Linked DNA regions of Homo sapiens: all the other regions are linked to region 5. Evidence: chromatin contacts called from ENCODE Hi-C or POLR2A ChIA-PET data. All regions are on one chromosome and are shown on one strand. Each heading gives the region's core, a stretch centred on a gene start or an enhancer-like site at or near the end of the contact. The rest is flanking DNA. Distances are from core to core; before and after follow the strand shown. Region 1 holds the start of IFIT3 (interferon induced protein with tetratricopeptide repeats 3). Region 2 holds the start of ACTA2-AS1 (ACTA2 antisense RNA 1). Region 3 holds the start of IFIT5 (interferon induced protein with tetratricopeptide repeats 5). Region 4 has its middle 33 kb from the start of MIR4679-1. Region 5 has its middle 44 kb from the start of CH25H. Region 6 has its middle 16 kb from the start of FAS. Region 7 holds the start of IFIT1 (interferon induced protein with tetratricopeptide repeats 1).

Region 1 (2,715 bases), core at 152-2,651, 160 kb before region 5:
AGCTGGCTACTAAGACGCCTTGCTCTCTGGTCAATCCCACTCACACAGACACAATTAACATCACTCTTGACCAGGAACTTATTCTATATAAAAGGGTATTCTATATACTGAGGTATTTGGCAGTGAATTCCTCTTACCCATCTCATCCCCAAACATGACATTGCAGAGCATCTTCAAGTCCTTGGGGCAGAGTAAGGTAGGGAATCCAGTTTTCCTTTTCTGCCCCCCTGAATGGTCGATGGGGTCTTCCCTCCCTGGCAATCACCTCCTCACTCCTTTCCTAGAGATGCTTGGTGGGAAAGGCATCCTTTTCTCTTAGTTCTCCCTAACATGCTATCCCCTGAAGAACTCCAGGAGGTCAATATATAAATTTAAAAATCAAGTTTACTGAGATTATGCTTTATATACAATAAGATGCACCCATTTTCAGTGTATAGTCTGATGAGTTTTGGTAAATGTTTATGCATATGTAGCCACCATCACTACCTCCCTATAGACTATTCCTATGATTCTAAAAAGATTCTTTTGGGAGCCTTCCTACTCAATCCCCACCATCTCCAGGCAACCACTGATCTGCTTCCCACCATTAGAGATTAGACTAGTTTTAGATAATAGATTAGGTCATTACACTTTTGAGGAGAAATTCTTTTTTTGCTGCTGACCAGCATTCACTACATCAATAAAAATAAATGCTAAGCTTTGGGTTTGTTTTTATATAAGAAATGACAAAAATGCCCATTTGTAAGAATTGTTTCTTCCACTTCCCACCTTAAAGTAATGCAACGTTTCAGGGCAAAATTGCCTTCTTCATGAGTGGGTTTGCAGTACTGATTGTATCTTTCACAATATCTGTTGAAAATAAATTCCTCCTTTTAAAATTACAAGAAAAAAAGCCTGTGACTTAATCTTTTCAAACAAAATGACAATAACAGAAAAACCCAAAAGAGTAATTCCCTTAGGTCTACCCTTGAATCAGCCAAGTTTGTGGCTGAGTGAAATACACCGCTCCTGCCAAGCCTTCCTCTCATTGCAGGAAATAGCTGCACACAGGGAGGAAACATGAGCTGATGCATTCCCCACCCTGCCTCCCCCCATGTAGTTCCGTAGGGAACCATTCCAGAAACTTAAGAAGCCTGTGTGTACACCAAAAAAAGCCACAGGGAAAAACCCCTCAAACATCTTACAAATGCTCAGACTGATAAAGACATATTGAATCTATAAACATCAGGACAATTCAGGAATGTGCCTGCACAGTAAGAAACTCAACTTACAATTTGCACTCAAAAACAAGCATGATTATGCATTCTTATTTCACTGACCTCATGACTGCCCTCTGTGTCTCTGCTGTTCCGAAAAGCTGGTGACCAGGCTGATTTGTTCTTCAGAAGTCTTCCTGTCTGCCTCAAGTAAATACTGAAGGAACTATATAAAGGGGTGGGAGAGTAGGGCACGCATCAGCTGATGTTTTCTCCGTTTTTGAGTAATTGCTTTTAGGGGAAGGAAGAGGAAACTGGAAAGTGAAACTAATTTAAAATCGTTGGGAGGAGGAAAATGAAACCTAACGGCTTGAGACCTGCAATGGCTGAGCCAGAGTACGTTATTCAAAACTGTGACTAAAATTTGTTTGAGAGAATGTGGAAGCATTCCTAATGTAAACCAAAAAATTAAATTCTAAGGCCATACTCACCAACCATGTGACTGGACCCCTGCTTTTGGCCAAGGGCATTCCAAAGTTAACCTGAAAACTGATGTGAAGGGGAAGCTGGATATGCCTCATTACATCCTTTTTCCTTTTGGAATTACTAATAGAACACACTCTTTTTTTGTTTTTGTTTTTGTTTTTTTTTGAGACAGAGTCTTACTCTGTTGCCCAGGCTGGAATGCAGTGGCATGATTGCGTCTCACTGCAACCTCTGCCTCCTGGGTTCAAGTGATTCTCTTGCCTCAGCCTCCCGAGTAGCTGGGATTACAGGCACCCACCACCATGCCCGGCTAATATTTGTATTTTTAGTAGAGACGAGGTTTCGCCATGTTGGTCAGGCTGGTCTTGAACTCCTGATAGCAGGTGATCCAACCACCTTGGCCTCCCAAAGTGCTGGGATTACAGGCATGAGCCACTGCACCCAGCCAGAACATGCTCTTTTTAAGTGTATTAAGAAACATTTACAACCTATTCTCTCTGAAGCCTGCTACTTGGAGGCTTCATCTGCATAATAAAACCTTGGTCTCCACGACCCAGACATTCCTTTCTAATGATTGTCTATTGAATTTCTATTGGATGTCTCCAAACATTCCTTTCTATTGATAATAACTCTTTCAACAAATTGTCAATCAGAAAATCTTTGAATCTGCCTATGACTTGGAAGCTGCCCCGCTTCCCTGTTTCCAATTGTCCCACCTTTCTGGACCTAGCCAATGTACACCTTACATGTATTGATTGATGCCTTATGTCTCCCTAAAATGTATAAAACCAAGTTGTGGCCTGGCACATGTTCTCAGGATCTCCTGAGGGCTGTGTCACAGGCCATAGGTCATTCATATTTGGCTTAGAATAAATCTCTTCAAATGTTTTACAGAGTTTGACTTTTTTTGTCAACATTAGGTATCTGACCATCAGTCTAGGGTGGGGCCCAGGAAACAGCATTTTTTAAGCCAATTCTTATTATTTTTAAAAATTTTTTGTGGACACATAGTAGATATATATATTTATGGGGT
Region 2 (2,700 bases), core at 159-2,658, 230 kb after region 5:
ACTTTCCAAGGACCATTAGCATCAATCATCAGGTAAGGGTTTTACACATATCATCTCTCAGCTGTTCTTCACAACTATCTGGGGAAGTATTATCAGCGCACTTTATAATTGAGGAGACAGAGATTGCTCTAGAAATGCAATGGGATAGGAGAGCTACCAACTTCCATTTGGCCTGAAAGGCACAAAGATATAAAAAAATACTGACCCTGCTGTTCAGGGTCTTAGCCTCAGAGCACTCCTTGCCCAGGCTGTTCACCATCCTCAGTTGCTCCCAAGCTGAGAGCTGCTTGCCCTCCAGTGCATAGTGTGTGTCGGAAGCCACTGGTTGTCCTGAGGAGTTAAGGTGGCTCTGTCTGTGGCAGCACCTCACTGCAGAGACCTCCAGGCCCAGGACTGAGTGTCTGTTTGGTCTAGAAAACCCGAACTCCCCTAGTCTTCTCTGGCCCTGTAACTTGCAGATAATTAGGATTAATACCACAAATAATAAGAGCTGGGATGTACTGGTGCCTGCCATGACCAGAGCCTGAATCAAGCTCTTTATATTAGGATCCCATTTTCTCCTGCAACAGCCCTGTGAATTTTGCCTGACTTTAAAAAAAAATAGAGATGGGATCTTGCCATGTTGCCCAGGCTGGTCTTGAACTCCTGGGCTCAAACGATCCTCCCACTTTTTGGCCTCCTAAAGTGCTGGGATTACATGCGTGAGGCACAGCACCTGGCCATTACTGCCTTTTTACAGAAGAGTAACTGAGGCTAGCAGCAGCCCAATGTCATGCTGCTGGCAGAAGTATCAGCTTGCTCCTTCTTGTGCTTGGTTTCCAATTCATGTTTTTAGCCATTAGGCCAGCATTTCCCAAAGAATAGGCTACACGGACCAACCTCATCGGAAGCTCATTTTAAATGGGTAGAGCCCTGGGTCACATCTAACACCCGCTGAGCTAGAATCTCTGGAGCTGAAGCTGGAAACCTGAACTTCAATCAGATTTCCCTGGTGATTCTTATGTACATCAAAATTTAAGAACCACTGGAATATGATCGAGGGAAATCTTCCAGCTGCAAATTCATGCTTGCCATGCAGGGGCACCTCATAGCCACTAGATTTAAACTTAAGGATTAGTGTGCAGATACTTGCCACCAGATCACTTTCATAATTGAGGCAGAAATCACCAACCATTGCTGTCATCTCTACAGGGTTTCCTTGGAGTAAAACTGGTCTGTTGCACTGCTGTACTTCATATTTACCACCAGGCGGCATGAGCTCCTAGTAAAGCAACATTCTTGGAACAGCCTCTCAGGCTGAAACAGCCATGCCCAGAGGCAAAAATCAGGCAAACCAGAACCACCCACTGAATACGCATTAGTGAAATTTTAGCTCCTTGTGAGCCACTCAACTGCAGTGCCTAAGCACCCTCCTCCCAGTCATCTATCAGTAATTCATCCCCTGACTCCATGAGATGCCCAGTGACTTAATAAAGGGCTGGGCTTTGCACAGGTGGCTGAGTCCCCTTCATGAGCGTCACACCAATCTCCAGAGGAGACAAAACCAGCAACATACAGGTTTGGCAGCCTTCTGAATCCTCTTCTCTCCTCTAACAATAGCAAACCAGACTCTCAAAGGAGGGGAACATCCTTCTATGACTATAAAATTTTCCTATGACAGGCTTTTGCAACTCTGGAGGACAGCATGGGTTTCTAATGACATTAATTCACATCATGCTGCCATTACTGTGAGCAGATGTGTGGGAAGAGGCATTATTTACTTAAAAATAATCCTCTGTTGTCTTGGGAGGCCGAGGCAGACAGATCACCTGAGGTCAGGAGTTCAAGACCAGCCTGGCCAACATGGTGAAACCCCATCTCTACTAAAAATACATAATTAGCCAAGCGTGGTGGCACGCACCTGTAATCCCAGCTACTCAGGCATCTGAGGCAGGAGAATTGCTTGAAACCCAGGGACAGGGGTTGCAGTGAGCCAAGATCGCATCATTGTACTCCAATCTGGGCAAAAAGGAGTGGAACTCCGCCTCAAAATAATAATAATAATAATAATAATAATAATCCTCTGTTGTTAATGTGGTATCATTTGTGTAGCTAGGAAATTCTCTTTAGAAGAATTTCTAACAGAACAGCTTGGAGAAGAACGTCTGACTGTAGTTAGGGAGGAGGCTGTCTGGACCAACACACACTTGCAGGCAACCAGAAGCCATTGCTGCAGCGCAGCTCAGTTTATTCAGAAAGAGACAGCCAAAAAAAAAAAAAAAAAAGAGAGAGGGAGAGAAAATGGGGCAGCCTGAGATAGGGTTCTTCCTTTTCAGAGTATGAAGTAATGTTTATTCCTGGGAGAGCAGAGTCAACTTAAGTAATGTCTGAAGAGCACTATGAGCTAGGACAGAGAGCAGTGTCAAGGAAATAGAACTAGGCAAGGTTCTGCCTGGATGGAACCTGCAGCCAAGTGAGGAAGATGGGCACTAAATAAGCAGTTGGGTACATTGTCAGGGGTTCAAAAGAAGAATTATATGGGGTACTGGCTTTTATAGCCATGGGCTCTAACTTGAGCCAGGAGCTCAGGAGAGGCTGCCTCCCTGAGAAGATAGTGCTTAAGCAGAAGCTTAAAGGGTAAGAATTGAGTAGACAAAAAAAAGGGCTGGGGGCTAGAAGGGGTTAAGGTTTGGGAAGGGGAAGTAGGACCTGCATGGGATG
Region 3 (2,700 bases), core at 78-2,577, 250 kb before region 5:
ACTTATAATGGGAATAATTAACATTTATTGTGCAAGTATTATGTGCTAAGCAGTCAACTGATAGGATTTATTACTGTCCTTTTCCACAGTCCCAAGAGATGGACACCATTAATTTTTACAAATAAGGAACAGACTCACAGAGTTTGAGAAACTTTGGGATCACTCAACTAGTAGGAGTTCAGTCCGGATTTAGAACAAGGGACTATCTGCTTTTAGAGCCCAAGACCTTAACATCTCATTCCTCAACTCATTAAATGCGGAAGGTTCACTAACCACGTGCAGGGCGGGGTGCTAGCCCCTGGGGATACAAAATGATCAAGAAAAGGACGCCATCATACTAAATCAGTAAAGGAAACAGATAAAGAAATCCTCATAAAACAGCGGATTGGGTGGGACGATAACAATCTGTGCTTGGTACAGAGGTAGCTCCTGGGAAGGGAAGAACTCAGACCCAGAAATCAGAAACGCAAACTGGCAGTGGCAGGCGAACCTGACGCCTGCAGGGCTGCGGCGAAACCGCGTATGCCACACCGAGGGAATGGCAGCTGGAAAGAGAGGCACGCGACAGGCCTAAGGAGACCCGTGGCACGTAGCAGCTGCCCCCGGAACAGCGCCTGGGGGCTCTGCAGGCGCTGACCAGTTTCCCGGAGGCGGCGGCCGCGGACCCAGCACGGTCACCGTCGCCGCTGCCGAGAAGAGCCGTCGGGTCGCGATGGGTGGACAGGCCTTCCGGGGGAGCGTCGCCCGGCACATACCCTGACAGTCCCGACCGCAGACGCCAGGGATGGGACAGGCTCCCGGGGAGCATCTCCTGTTCCTCCTCCCTGACCGGCCTTCTTAGGCGCTGGGGAGGGGCCGGACTCCCGAGAAGCGTCCACTCGGCCACCCTCCCCGGCAGGCCCGACTTCAGACGCCGCGCGCCGGGACAGAGCGCCCGGGGAGGGTCCCCAACGCAGATGCCCGGTTGCTGGGCGCGAGGGGCTCGGCCCCTGAAAAGGCCGCAGAACTGCGCTGGAAATGAATAAAAGCAGCCCGGTTTGAAACCAAGGCCGACGCAGGGCTTGGGAGGAGAGGCAAAGGAAAACCCTTACCTCATGATGGCAGCGCTCTGCAGGCCGTCCGGGCGGCGCAGTCCCTCGGATCGCTCTCTCCTCAGCACCGGGGACCGCGGGAAGCCGCGCGGTGGGCGTGCGCGTGCGCGTGCGCGCGCCAGGCCTCTGCAGCCCCTGGACTCGGCCGCGCGGCGTGTCTTTGTTAAAGGAGAGACCCCAGCCCCAGCAAGAACAGGAAACTGGAGATTGAATCAGATGCCGAGCGCTCAGAAACTGAAACTTAAGAAATCGAAACTAAACGTAAGCTTCAGAAACCGAAACTTAATAGAAGAGCTCAAGAGCCGCGGCCAGACGTTTGCGGAGTCCAGGGTCTTTCGGAGTTGAATTTGCAGCTGGGCTCCTTCACTTTGGTCTCGGCTTTTATCTGCCTCCCTGAGTACGCTGAGTTCGCATGCTGCCCGTGTAACTGTTTGTTTGTTTGTTTGTTTGTTTGAGATAGCGTCTCACTGTGTCACCCAGTCGTGATCTCAAGGGATGCGCCCGCCTCTGCCTCCCAAGGTGCTGGGATTACAGGCGGAAACTTAAGTCCCTGCTTCCACTCCAGTCTTTTGATTCAACAAGCAACACTGCAATGCTATACATCTATGCTGTTATTTCTGTTGGGTGTAAACTGAGAAATTTGGAGCTAAAATCTATATACATTTTAAGTTTTGACGGATATTGCCAAATAGCTTTAAAAATCCACTCTTACCCACAATTGTAGGAGACTGCTTCTCTTCCATACCTTCGCCAATGGTGCTTTGTAATAAGGACCCAATAAAGACAAGAGTGGTATTGGGGATCTAGGCAGAAAATGTCAAACACCCATACCTTAAACATTTTGTCCCCTTTGAATTCATTCAGCAAATATTGACAAACAACTGTAAGAGCCAGACTTTGTTCAAAGTACTGTCAATATAACAATAAAGAAAACAGACACGGGCCTTACCCTTATTGAGTTAATGTCTGTATTCAAAACCTCAATATCCTGTCCATAATTCATCTTTTGCATTGATTTTGGTTTTTTTTTTTTTTTTGAGACAGGGTCTCACTCTGTCACTCAGGTTGGAGTGCAGTGGTGAGATGACAGCTCACTGCAGCCTCAACCTTCATGGCTCAAGCGATCCTCCCACCTCAGCCTCCTGAGTGGCTGGGACTATATGCGTGCACCACTATGTCGGGCTAATTAATTTATTTTTTGTAGAGGCGGGGTTTTGCCATGTTGCCCAGGCTGGTCTCCAACACCTGGGCACAAATATTTTTCTAAACCTTAAATATTGTTCCGCCCATCGTGGCCTCCCAAAATGCTGGGATTACAGGCATGAGCCACTATGCTTGGCCTGATTTTGAATTTTTAAAAACATATTGCATTGAAATATTGTCTACCTTGATCACTGAGCTTCTGGCACCCCACCCCTCAAAACTTAGTGCCTGAAGCGAGTGCCTCATTTAAAGCAATCACTTCTAACAGTTGTACTGTCTTATACAGAAACTGCTGGTCACCTGTGGCTATTAAGAACCTGATTTTTAATTTAATATAAATTTAAAAACTGATAAGTTAATAGAAAACTTACATTTGGAATAACTTAGGTATACGAATCTGCTTTTT
Region 4 (2,703 bases), core at 3-2,502, 130 kb after region 5:
ACAGGCCCAAGGTGCCAGACTGCACATCTCTCCTGCTATATTCACCTTTGAACTAGACCCTCTCTTAGGGCAACAGCTCAGCAGGGAGCACCCTCTGAGGAGTAAGGGGGCTAAGTCTCTCTTAAAGACCCTGAAAATACTGCCGGTGCTGGTTGAAAAGCCCTGGTGATCTGTGATAACCATAGTGACAGAAAACTCCGGGAGTTTTATGGAACCTCATTGCTAAATTTCCTGCACAACTGTTTCAGCACAGTGAAGCCCATGATTCAGCAATTGCTAAATGGCACTGGTCACTTACTAGGTGACAAAAATGAGCCCATGGGGGTACAAAGGCAAAGCTCAGGTGAATTCTATTGAGTCTGCCAGGTCCTATCACCAAATATCCCTGTAAATGGAGTGACATTGCTAGGGATGCTCTACAGATTACCTCCATCAAAGATTCAGATAACCATTGTTATCTGATTATTATCCAATTAACATCCTAACAATTGCTGTGAACATAAGGAGGTGAATAAAATATAGACTTCTGCCCTCAGTTAGTTAATCTAAGGGTAGTGGAGTGTTTGTAAAACTTTTACTCAAAATAGAGAAAAATAAATACCATTACATGAAAAGGTAAGAGAAACTTCTGTGCCTTAACCTCTCACTTTCTACTGGTATATATTTGCATAGTGTAGTTTCTCAAATTGTGGTCCCTAGGCCTTCATCATCTTGATACCTGCAGATGAATATGTAGTAGTATACAAACTCTAAGGCATAGGCCTGGACTTCTTGAAACATCTTTAGAAGCTGGGCCTTGAGGGTGTGTATTTTTAAAATTTCCTCATGTGATTCTTATATTAAAAGTTAAGAACCAGTGTTATGGTACGTTATAATTGATCACACTTGCATATATAGTTTATTATTGTGCCTGACAATTATAAGAAGAGCAGGCGAGATGTATCTCCATTTTGTGGATGAGCAAATTGAAACTCAGACATGGTAAATCCAAAGTTATACAGTTAGTTCACGGCAGAGCTAGAATTAGAACCTGGACTACCCGATTTCACATTTAATCCTTGCCTTACCCCATGCTGGCCTGTTTCTCTGTTGAGGAAAAAAAATGAATCAAAATGTGAAATGACAGACATTGTTTCCATAGGGAATAAGTCTTTTTCATACAAGCAGGGGCAAATTTTAGTACCAGGAGAAACACTGCCACCTTGTGGCCATGTGGAAGTGAAGCACAGCCTTGTCTGTCATTAGAGAAGTTGATTCCTCCCAGCCCCCACCAACCTCGCCGCTGCCTTGGTTGCACTGCTTTCAGTGATGGATTTGTGTTGAGCTATACTCACTCTCTACTGATGAAGCTGACGAGTCCTCTGGACTTTGGCCTTTGGTTTTGTAGCTAAGATTTTTTCTCCTAGCTGAGGTTAATTTACTCATTTAGGGCTGGGAACACGAGGTCATCATGCCATGCAATAGCCAGCAGAGCCAAAACCATTCATCTCGGTGGATACTTTCTGCAGCTGACACATGTCTAGCTTTCTAGAACTTTGGCCCTAAAATGAAAATTTTAAAAATATATATATATATATTTGTCATAGTTACAAAATCTTCCTGAAGAAGCCAAGGCTGATTTCAATGTTGGGAAGAGGGACCGCCATCCCTTTCAATTCCCAGGAATATACAGAGATAAGAGGGACTCTTCTCCATTCAATTTCAACACACTAACATCTGGAAATTCACAAGAAAATCTTCATGGGGGGTTTCACTTGGCAGACACATGATACAGACCACAGAATTACGTGGAGGGCCCCAAACACAGCTAGTGCTGTATGGCTAGGCGGACAAAAACATGAAACATTCAGCCTTCAAGATAACAAAAAAGTTTGCTCAAGCCATCCCAGGAATCTGTGGAAGTTGTCAGCTATTAATAAGTCCTCAGTTTGGGCAATCTTTACAAGTACTTCTCCTGCCTTGAATGTCAAACCTCCCAAGCTGCTGTATAAGTAAAGCCACAGTCAGTGACTACCCCCACATGAACAGGCTTCAGGCTGTTCTTGATCTCCTTTCCTCCAATCTCTCTGCTCCTCTTTCTTGCTCCTGCCAGGGAACCTTTAGCAAGACCTTCGTTTCGTGAGATTTCAGATCCTTGGTCACTTTCCTGACTTCACACACTAAGTCAAGTCCTCCTGTCATGCTCCCACATTACATTTTCTTCTAATGACATCTGCCAAAGTTGTGTTTAGCATTTAACTGTGTCACTATCCCATTAGTGTCTGCCTCTTGACTAATGGTTCCAGGAGGTAACCATGTATATAAGCCAGACCTAGTACAGTGCCTGGCACAGAGTAGAAATACAATAAGCATTTATTGAATGAATGAACAAACCCATAAACAGGGCTAATTTTGGTTCAATAACTTCATTTTTATTCCCCTCAAGTCACATCTTCCAAACCATATCTTTGATGATCTTTCTGCTGCAGCCTCCAGAGTGAATCTGATATTATTTGTTGTTTAGCATCTCCAAGTTGCTGCTGAAACCCTATCTATCAAACTCAAATTTCAAAGTAGGAAGAGGATAGACACAATTTTTTAGTCCTAGCAGGACGTTAAAGATTGCAAGTGTTCTTAACAATAGCCTCCTGATTTCTTAGAATTTTCTTTGTATAACTTTATGCAAGTTAATTGATATTTTCAGCCCTTGTCTCCTCTATCTGT
Region 5 (2,700 bases), core at 50-2,549:
CCAGTAAGACATCCCTAGTGGCCATATCAGGACTCCACACAGCTGCTACCATTCCCACTGCAGGACTTTGCATACCATTACCTGGAAGTGCTTGGGATCCTCCAAGTACTTCTATTGCTTCGCATTTTTTTCCATTTGGAGGATAAGCCTTATGTCTGTCATGATATTCTGTGAGGCAGAGTTTATTCCTACTTCTTTTCTTTGAAGCTGTTTTTACTCCTCCTCCTCCTCCTCATTCATCTCTTATTCTCAGCCTCCTCATCATTCCTCCTCCTTCTCCTCTTTCCTCCTCTTCTCCATTCAACTCCTCTTCCCTTCCTCTTCTTCCTTACCATCCTCTTTCTTCATTTCTTTTCACCTTCCTCTCCTTGCTCCAACTCTTTTCCCTTCAACTCTTCCTCCTCTTCCTTCTTGTTGTTCTATATCTTCTTTTATGTTCCCTTCATCTTTGGCTTTGATGGTCTTCAGTGGGATCATCACTATTTTGTGTAACATGGGACACTGTTTATTCATTAATTCAACAAATTCTTCCGAGGTGCTCATTACATACCAGGATTTGAGCTTGGTGCAAGGGTCATGACAGTGAATGAGGTCCCAGCACTGTCCTGGTAAATTTTTGACACTTGTGGAAAGAGAGACAAGTAAGCCATTGGTTAGGATGTTGTGCAATGCAGGCTATAACAGGTGGAAGAGAAGGTGCTACTTGAACACACACAATGACTCTTTAAGTCAGTTTTGGGGTGTAGGGGAAGTAGTGAAGGCTTCCTAGAGGATCTGATATTTAAAGTGAGACCTAAGCGCGCAGATGCTTCCTCTGTGGAGAGCTTTATACTTACTGTTAGTTCTAAAGACACAGCTTCCTTTTTCTAACACTCTTGTCTCAGCTTTGGTTACTTAGACGTTATAAGGTTCTTGATATCTTATTGTATTTCCTCTAACCCTGCTACAAATTCTTCATTTTTTCCAATGTGTTCAACTTTGAAGAAGCATCCCTCTGTTCACTCCACTTCTCCTTGAATACAGCATTGAGTTGCATTATTGCAAACAGAGCTGGTTCTGACTTTTCCTCCCACCCCCTAATACCACAAATTTAGTGGTAGAACCACAAGTAGAATTTCCAGTGAAGAACTCTCTACTAGATGACACTGAATCAAACCTAACAGTGCTATCAATTAAAATTCATGTACTCTGTTGCATAAACAGGCGATTACATAAGTTGTGTGCTGACGGAGCAGTGTTGAGACACGCTGTCTGGCAATTGGTCTCTCTCGTTTGGTTGCAAGTTTCAGTTTCCTGGCAAGTCTTGTTTCGCCGTCCATCTGGTACAAGTGAGCACAGCAAGACAGCCAGGGTGAGCAGAAAGCCCACAGATACAGGAAAAGGTACTTAGCTTGCAGGTGATGTCAGTTCTTTCAGACAACTAGTCACTTTTTCCTTTCTGAAACTAGATTACAACCTATTTGTCTTTGGAGAGTTGACTGCTAGTGACACTGAAATTTTGGCTTAATTTGCAGACTGGGATGATGAGCATCTATTTTAGCTTCTTAGGGACATGCATAGAGCTGCTTATCTTGCTTGGCACAGGACATAGTTCTACTTTACATAAAGGTAACCACTAAGATTGGCCTTACCAGGGAGGAGAATAGAAAGCTGCCTCTGAGAAGTGCCAAGCTGAGACCCACACTTACTACATTCTATCCAGGGCCAGTCCTGCCTCAGCCACCAGCACCAAGGTTACTACAGCCTGAGTTTAGGTCATGTAATTTCAGTCTCTTTGGCAGCTTCATTAACTCTGAGTTCAACTGCTTCATCTGTGAAATGAGAATAATAACATTTACCTTGCATGATTGTTTTAAAAATTAAATAATTTCAGGGCATACATTAGATGTGCAATAGATATTCCATTTATTATTCATGGAATGTTTATTGAGCATCTACTATGAGCCAGGCACTGTGTTAGGTATGGAGTCTTGCACTTAACGTGATTATAGGTAATCTCATGGAGGAGACAACAATTTTTTACAGATAATTATACTAAGAATGCAATCGTTACAATAAAAATTAAGAAAATAAGCAGAGGAAATTAGTTGCTGCCACCTCTTAACCTTAGGTTCACTGCTAAATTCAAAATAAATTAGAAGTTATAATCTCTAAATATATCATGAGCAAGTAACATCATACTTTGGCAGTTCATTTCTTTGCAGCAAATTGGAGCCATTACATAATGGGTTTTATGATATATACCAGAAAAGTTCAAAGAGGGGTCTGGTGGATGATCCTTTGTTTTGCTTACATCCAAACCAAACAAAGCAACTAGTTAACTCAGCAACAAATCAACCAACCAACAGACATAAAAGAATTAAGCAGTAAGATGTTGCTAACATTACAGAAAACAATTGCCTTGACCTTTATCACAGAATCAAATAAAAATGATGAGAATAACTGATATTTATTAAGTTCTTTTCATACCCCAACTCCATGCTAAGCACTTTCCTGTATGTTCCTATTTATGCTTCATAATTCTTCCAGATGTAGTTTAATATCCATATTTTATAGCTGAAAGAATTAGTTAGAGAACAACTTGCCAAAAGTCACATTGTATAAAAGAGGCAAAGCTGAGATTCAAGTAAAGATTGTTATAACTGAAAAACCTGGTGCCTTAACCAGTACACCATAAGCATTTATCTAAAAATAAAATTA
Region 6 (2,700 bases), core at 40-2,539, 190 kb after region 5:
TAGAGACTAAATAGTTTCCCCTTGTTTACTCTGGCATTTGTGATAATATCAATATATTAATTATATGTTATCTATTATACCAACCTTGTCCAACCCACGGCCCGTGGGCCACATGCAGCCCAGGATGGCTTTGAATGCAGCCCAACACGAATTCGTAAACTTTCTTAAAACATTATGAGATTTTTGGCGATTTTTTTTTTAGCTCATCAGCTATAGTTAGTGTTAGTGTATTTTATGTGTGGCCCAAGACAATTCTTAGTCTTCCAATGTGGCCCAGGGAAGCTAAAAGATTGGACACCCCTGTATTACACATTATATTATCACTATAACTAATTGATAATAGTAATGTATGGTTGGGTCCTAATCGGGATGGGACATAAGATTCAGTGGCTGGGTCATTTGACCTTGCCTCAAACTTGAAAGAGACATCAGATTTTGGTGACAATTAATTTGTCAGCCAAATGAAGAGGAAAGAAATTTGGCTTCTATTAATCTCACTGCATAGTATTATGGTATAACACAATGGGAGTAGTACTGTATACTGATAGTGCACTAAAAACTCCCCGAATCTAAGCATAGAGGACAGATTCAATGGAGGTGAGCCTCAAAAGCTCAAGTCACCAAGTCACCTCCTGCTCTGTCAAGTATCTCCTGGTTTGTGGCCTTTCTTTAATTCTCGAATATTTATTAAGAGGCCAATATGTGCCAGGCACTGTTTTATGACCTGGAGGCGCAGCATTGACCAACATTGAAAAAAAAAAATCCTACTCTCATGGAACTTACGATCCAGTGGAAAAGTAGTCAGGGCCCCATTTTCCTAAGCCCAGAGCCCACACATTTATTTGCTGATAGTTCCCTTTGCTCTCCATGCCCCTTCCTGTACCATCTCTACTGTTCCACCTGATTCTTTACGTATTGGAGAACTGGGAAAGCAGGAATGACAGGAAAATTGTTATTATGTCTAGTCTGTAATAAGAAAAAAACAAACACTTTCAGGTACTTTCAGTTTTTAAAAAGTATGACAGTACTATTGTCCTTCTCAACTAATTTTTCTGCATGGAGCTAATACCTCATTCAAATGCACACGCTGCTCTGTACACGGTTTCTTCCGCCTCTGATTTATCTCCTTCCTTTTGTATAAATTTAGCAATCTTTTCCTCACAAACCTTAAAATAGCCAAGCATTCAAAGATTTGGAAAATGTAGAGGCAGTATCATTGTTTGCTCTTGCTTGAGAGTTTTTTTTTTTTTTAATCGTTGACAGCATTCTGGTTTCACTTTCACTTCAGTGGGTAATTTAATGTGATACTAATACAACCTGTAATAACAGTTAAATGCATGGAGCACGAACTACATGCTAGAAATTACAGTAAACAATTTGCATCATCTAACTGAATTTCCAAAATAAACTTATTATTTTCCTCACTTTAAATATGCCTTTTGAGAGGTGAAGTAAATGGCCCAGAGTCACAAGCCAGCAAGTGGCTGATCTGTACAGTATTACAGTGATCTAGCATTTAGGATTTAGAGCGCTATATAGTACTATAGTGATCTCAGCTCATCTAACTGCAGGGCCACGTTCCACATATTTTTTGGCCCCACAATATTAGAGCATTAATCAGGATCCCAAAAATGCTTCCTAATTAGAGTGAAAGAGATTTATTTTATCAAACAAAGTCTTAAGTGAACTATGCCAAAGTCAATGATCTGGTGGAATTCACAGAAATGTTTGTATTACTTAATAACCATTAACTAGCCAGGCATGGTGGCTCATGCCTATAATCTCAGCACTTTGGGAAGCTGAGATGGGAGGACAGCTTGAGGCCAGGAGTTCAAGATCAGCCTGGACAATATAGTGAGACCTTGTTACTATTAAAATAAATAAATAAATAACTGATCTCACTGGCTACAAGAGGAATTCATTTTTTAAAAGACCACCAACATTTAATAAATTGCATTCTCTAGCAATTGCTTTTTTCATATTTTTCAACTAATTGGGTAGGAATTTAGTTTCAATATCACTTTTAATACATAAAGTACCAATTTGAAGTGCAAAATCTTTAGACATCTATTTTGGGGAAAATGTCAAGAACATTTTTCTATTTGGCATTGGTTCACCAAATTGAGTCCTTGAGAGCCTGATTTTTTTTTTTTTCACCAAAGAGTCAAGCCAAATGAAATTCCACCCACGTTAGTCAGGGTATATTTCTGGGTCCTCTCAATGTCTGGTTTAGTTCTAGTTTTAAAATTTAAGAAGAATTTAAAGCTCTGGAGACATGTATTTATGTAAATACACAAAACAGAGGCAGGGCACAGTGGCTCATGTCTGTAATCCCAGCACTTTGAGAGGTCCAGGCGGGTAGATCATCAGAGGTCAGGAATTCGAGACCACCCTGGCCAACAGGGTAAAACCCCATCTCTACTAAAAATACAAAAATTAGCTGGGCGTGGTGGTGCACGCCTGTAGTCCTCGCTACTCGGGAGGCTGAGGCATGAGAATCGCTTGAACCTGGGAGGTGGAGGTTGCAGTGAGCTGAGACTGTGCCACTGCACTCCAGCCTGGGCGACAGAGTGAGACTCTGTCTCATAACAAAAACACACAAGACATAGAGGTAAATATTTATGTATGCAAATATATATACCTGTTAATATTTGGCCTGGCAAAAACAGTTTGCTAGATGATTTTTTTGGAAAAGGCTTT
Region 7 (2,700 bases), core at 151-2,650, 230 kb before region 5:
TTATAAGTATCTTTTGAGAATTAAATGGAATAATTTACATAACACTTTTAGAAGCCAGGCTGTCACTTAATACGAATTCAAGAAGTGATAACTACCTTTATAACATTTAATATTATTATTATTTTAATTATCAGTACCAACTCCATCTGTTTACAGAGGAGGGTTCATCATAGGCCTGTAATGTGCATTTTCTGGAATTTTTACCTCTTCAAAATTTTGCCAACTGGAGCACTGAGGGGAAAATTTACAAATCAGTATTAAGTAATGGATTTTTTGTTTGTTTGTTTGTTTTTGAGACGGAGTCTCGCTCTGTTGCCCAGGCTGGAGTGCAGTGGTACAATCTCAGCTCACTGCAACTTACGCCTCCCAGGTTCAAGTGATTCTCCTGCCTCAGCCTCCCAAGTAGCTGGGACTACAGGCATGTGCCACCATGCCCAAATTTTTGTATTTTTAGTAGAGATGGGGTTTCACCATGTTGGCCAGGATGGGCTCCAACTCCTGACCTCAGGCGATCTGCTCACCTTGGCCTCCCAAAGTGCTGGGATTACAAGCATGAGCCCCCTTGCCCGGCCTAAGTAATGGTTTTTAAATCAGCTGAGAAATTCCCACATTAGGCCCTTTAGGTAAGGAAGATACGGATCTTCCCAAGCAGATGTGGATCATCTTCAGTCAAGGACGTACCAAGAGCCTAGATTTTCCAGGGAGGAGGCAATCTGTTTATCTTAAGCTCAGCCTGATTGCGAAAACCTGTTGTAAGAGGCCAGCAGTGCAGAAAGTGAGACCAGAAGCCTATGGAGGAAGGCTGTGAGCTTTTCCTACCACATCTCCACTGTATTACCCACAAGACATCAGAGAGGCTGCAAGACTGAGGCTTTCACATTCTTGTGGGTCCTGCTTTTTCTCTGTGGTAAAGAACCTGCAGAAAGCAATGCCTCTACTCAGACAAGCTGTCCATTCCTTCCCCATATCAGACAGAAGTGAATCTGATGGGAAAGAATCTCTCAGATTGGGATCATTTTCTCCCTTCCTGCAAAACTCTTTTCCCATTTCCCTCCCCTTCTTTGGGCTATAGCATGAGGTAAGCTTCCTCAAGTTCATGCTAACAAACATAAAAATGCATTAAACAATTTATGTATGTGTGAACGTGCACACACATGCATGCACACATTCAGTCCATAAGCAGATACTCAAATCGAGGAATTAGAAAACCTGACCTCACTGAGATCTAACCTGTTGAAATAGTATTTAATTACCATTTTTTCAAAAACTTTAGACATTATGGCAGAGGAGCAAAGAAATCCTTACCTCATGGTTGCTGTAAATTAGGCAGCCGTTCTGCAGGGTTTTGCTTAGCCAGGCTCCTCTGAGATCTGGCTATTCTGTCTTGTGGATTTTCAGTTACGTTTAAACCCCAAGACAGTGTTATATAAGGGAGCTAAACAGCAGCCAATGGTGTAAGCTGTGGGTGTGTCCTTGCAAGTTGGAAACCTAGGGAAACCGAAAGGGGAAAGTGAAACTAAAGCTAGCGGAATTCCTGCTGACGGGGGGGGGTGGGGAATGAAACTTTGTTTCTATTTTAAAACAGATAAACTGCAGACCTGCAACCATAGATGTTTCTAGTGCTGCAGAAACCCAATGACTGGCCAGCATTTGGAACGAGATTCACGTCCTCCCTAAAGAACATCAGTCCATTGCTGCCTATTGTGGCAGTTGGTGGCTGGATTCTGGATGAATACACAGAAAAAGGAGAATTGAAGGAGATAGCTCTATTTTCAGTTTCTATATTTAGAAGGAACCTACTATCAAATATAAAAATCTACTCTTAATTAATTGAGTAACAAGGCTTTTGGTTGCTGGTTGCTTTTTGGTTGCTTACTTTTGGTTTCAGCTTGACGGAAATAAGCAACCAATCTGGTTTAGGAATGAAGGAAAGAGACCAATACCTAGAAAGCCTTCTAACCCCTGATGACTTAGGCAGGAGGTAAAAGCAAGGAGGTATGGTTTGAAATAGAGAGCCCTCTATTGCTCCATCATGGACACTGTCATTCTGAATCAAATTCCAGTACAACCTCCACTACAGTTCATGGAATTTGAGTTTAAATAGTTAGCAACTACCTGGCACATAGAAGCATGCAAATAAGTGGTAACTATTATTATTATTATTTTCAGTCATCAAGTTAAAAATAATGATTCTTGGCTGGGTGCGGTGGCTCATGCCTGTAGTCCCAGCACTTTGGGAGGCCAAGGTGGGCGGATGACAAGGTCAGGAGATGGAGACCATCGTGGCCAACATGGTGAAACCCCCTCTCTACTAAAATACAAAAAATTAGCTGGGTGTGGTGGTGTGCACCTGTAGTCCCACCTACTCGAGAGGCTGAGGCAGGGGAATTGCTTGAACCTGGGAGGCAGAGGTTGCAGTGAGCCGAGATCACACCACTGTACTCCAGTCTGGTGACAGAGCGAGACTCCGTCTAAAAAAATAAATAAATAAAAAATAAAAAATTGTTGTCCGGGTGCATTGGCTCAGGCCTGTAAGTCCCAGTATTTTGGAAGGCAAGGCGGGAGGATCACTTGAGCCCAGGAATTGTAGACCAGCCTGGACAACATAGGGAGACCCCAACTCTACAAAAAAACTGAAAAAAAAAGCTGGGTGTGGTGGTGTGTGTCTGTGGTCTCAGCTACTCAGGAGGCTGAGGTGGG

Evidence for each region. Hi-C counts contacts between places; a loop is a spot of excess contacts on that map. ChIA-PET counts read pairs that join two places held with the same protein, here RNA polymerase II (POLR2A). Pooled maps may share reads with other maps.
Region 1: a loop to region 5 is called in a pooled map, with 3 times the contacts of the local background. The contact joins the promoter of IFIT3 here to the enhancer-like site in region 5. A Hi-C loop is called at or near these places in 6 of 37 single-sample maps with no recorded cell type and 12 of 50 pooled maps. POLR2A ChIA-PET finds 5 or more read pairs at or near these places in 2 of 52 experiments (both activated T-cell).
Region 2: a map of CD4-positive, alpha-beta memory T cell shows a loop between it and region 5 (11-fold over the local background). The contact joins the promoter of ACTA2-AS1 here to the enhancer-like site in region 5. A Hi-C loop is called at or near these places in 1 of 168 maps with a recorded cell type or tissue (CD4-positive, alpha-beta memory T cell), 1 of 37 single-sample maps with no recorded cell type and 12 of 50 pooled maps. POLR2A ChIA-PET finds 5 or more read pairs at or near these places in 1 of 52 experiments (BJ).
Region 3: a map with no recorded cell type shows a loop between it and region 5 (11-fold over the local background). The contact joins the promoter of IFIT5 here to the enhancer-like site in region 5. A Hi-C loop is called at or near these places in 2 of 37 single-sample maps with no recorded cell type and 7 of 50 pooled maps. POLR2A ChIA-PET finds 5 or more read pairs at or near these places in 2 of 52 experiments (T-cell and activated naive CD8-positive, alpha-beta T cell).
Region 4: a loop to region 5 is called in a pooled map, with 7 times the contacts of the local background. The contact joins two enhancer-like sites. A Hi-C loop is called at or near these places in 13 of 37 single-sample maps with no recorded cell type and 12 of 50 pooled maps. POLR2A ChIA-PET finds 5 or more read pairs at or near these places in 1 of 52 experiments (MCF 10A).
Region 6: a loop to region 5 is called in a pooled map, with 3 times the contacts of the local background. The contact joins two enhancer-like sites. A Hi-C loop is called at or near these places in 1 of 37 single-sample maps with no recorded cell type and 6 of 50 pooled maps. POLR2A ChIA-PET finds 5 or more read pairs at or near these places in 1 of 52 experiments (activated naive CD8-positive, alpha-beta T cell).
Region 7: a pooled map shows a loop between it and region 5 (5-fold over the local background). The contact joins the promoter of IFIT1 here to the enhancer-like site in region 5. A Hi-C loop is called at or near these places in 2 of 37 single-sample maps with no recorded cell type and 7 of 50 pooled maps.

What each region holds. Positions count from the first base shown.
Region 1 is chr10:89,326,683-89,329,397 of GRCh38, reverse strand. IFIT3 (interferon induced protein with tetratricopeptide repeats 3) reads right to left here and starts at 1,401. Exons shown (of 2, transcript NM_001549.6): 1 at 1,320-1,401. The coding sequence starts at 1,324. It also overlaps a transcript of LIPA not described here. RefSeq lists a silencer at 1,024-1,073 and an enhancer at 1,394-1,633.
Region 2 is chr10:88,931,392-88,934,091 of GRCh38, reverse strand. ACTA2-AS1 (ACTA2 antisense RNA 1) reads right to left here and starts at 1,408. Exons shown (of 5, transcript NR_125373.1): 1 at 1,133-1,408; 2 at 206-451. RefSeq lists an enhancer at 1,718-1,817.
Region 3 is chr10:89,413,195-89,415,894 of GRCh38, reverse strand. It overlaps IFIT5 (interferon induced protein with tetratricopeptide repeats 5), which reads right to left and starts at 1,327. Exons shown (of 2, transcript NM_012420.3): 1 at 1,092-1,327. The coding sequence starts at 1,096. It also overlaps a transcript of LIPA not described here. RefSeq lists enhancers at 281-350, 451-550, 1,161-1,470.
Region 4 is chr10:89,028,525-89,031,227 of GRCh38, reverse strand. No RefSeq gene overlaps it. Among named protein-coding and RNA genes, the nearest start is that of MIR4679-1, 33 kb to the left of the region's middle. Within about 2 kb of position 1,252, at least 5 of the 41 ENCODE cell types and tissues checked have a DNase peak (open chromatin) inside an H3K27ac peak, as active enhancers do.
Region 5 is chr10:89,162,415-89,165,114 of GRCh38, reverse strand. No RefSeq gene overlaps it. Among named protein-coding and RNA genes, the nearest start is that of CH25H, 44 kb to the left of the region's middle. RefSeq lists an enhancer at 1,487-1,536. Within about 2 kb of position 1,299, at least 9 of the 41 ENCODE cell types and tissues checked have a DNase peak (open chromatin) inside an H3K27ac peak, as active enhancers do.
Region 6 is chr10:88,973,705-88,976,404 of GRCh38, reverse strand. It overlaps a transcript of ACTA2 not described here and a transcript of FAS not described here. Among named protein-coding and RNA genes, the nearest start is that of FAS, 16 kb to the left of the region's middle. Within about 2 kb of position 1,289, at least 8 of the 41 ENCODE cell types and tissues checked have a DNase peak (open chromatin) inside an H3K27ac peak, as active enhancers do.
Region 7 is chr10:89,391,323-89,394,022 of GRCh38, reverse strand. IFIT1 (interferon induced protein with tetratricopeptide repeats 1) reads right to left here and starts at 1,400. Exons shown (of 2, transcript NM_001548.5): 1 at 1,306-1,400. The coding sequence starts at 1,310. It also overlaps a transcript of LIPA not described here. RefSeq lists enhancers at 671-720, 1,522-1,571, 1,802-1,851 and a silencer at 2,404-2,565.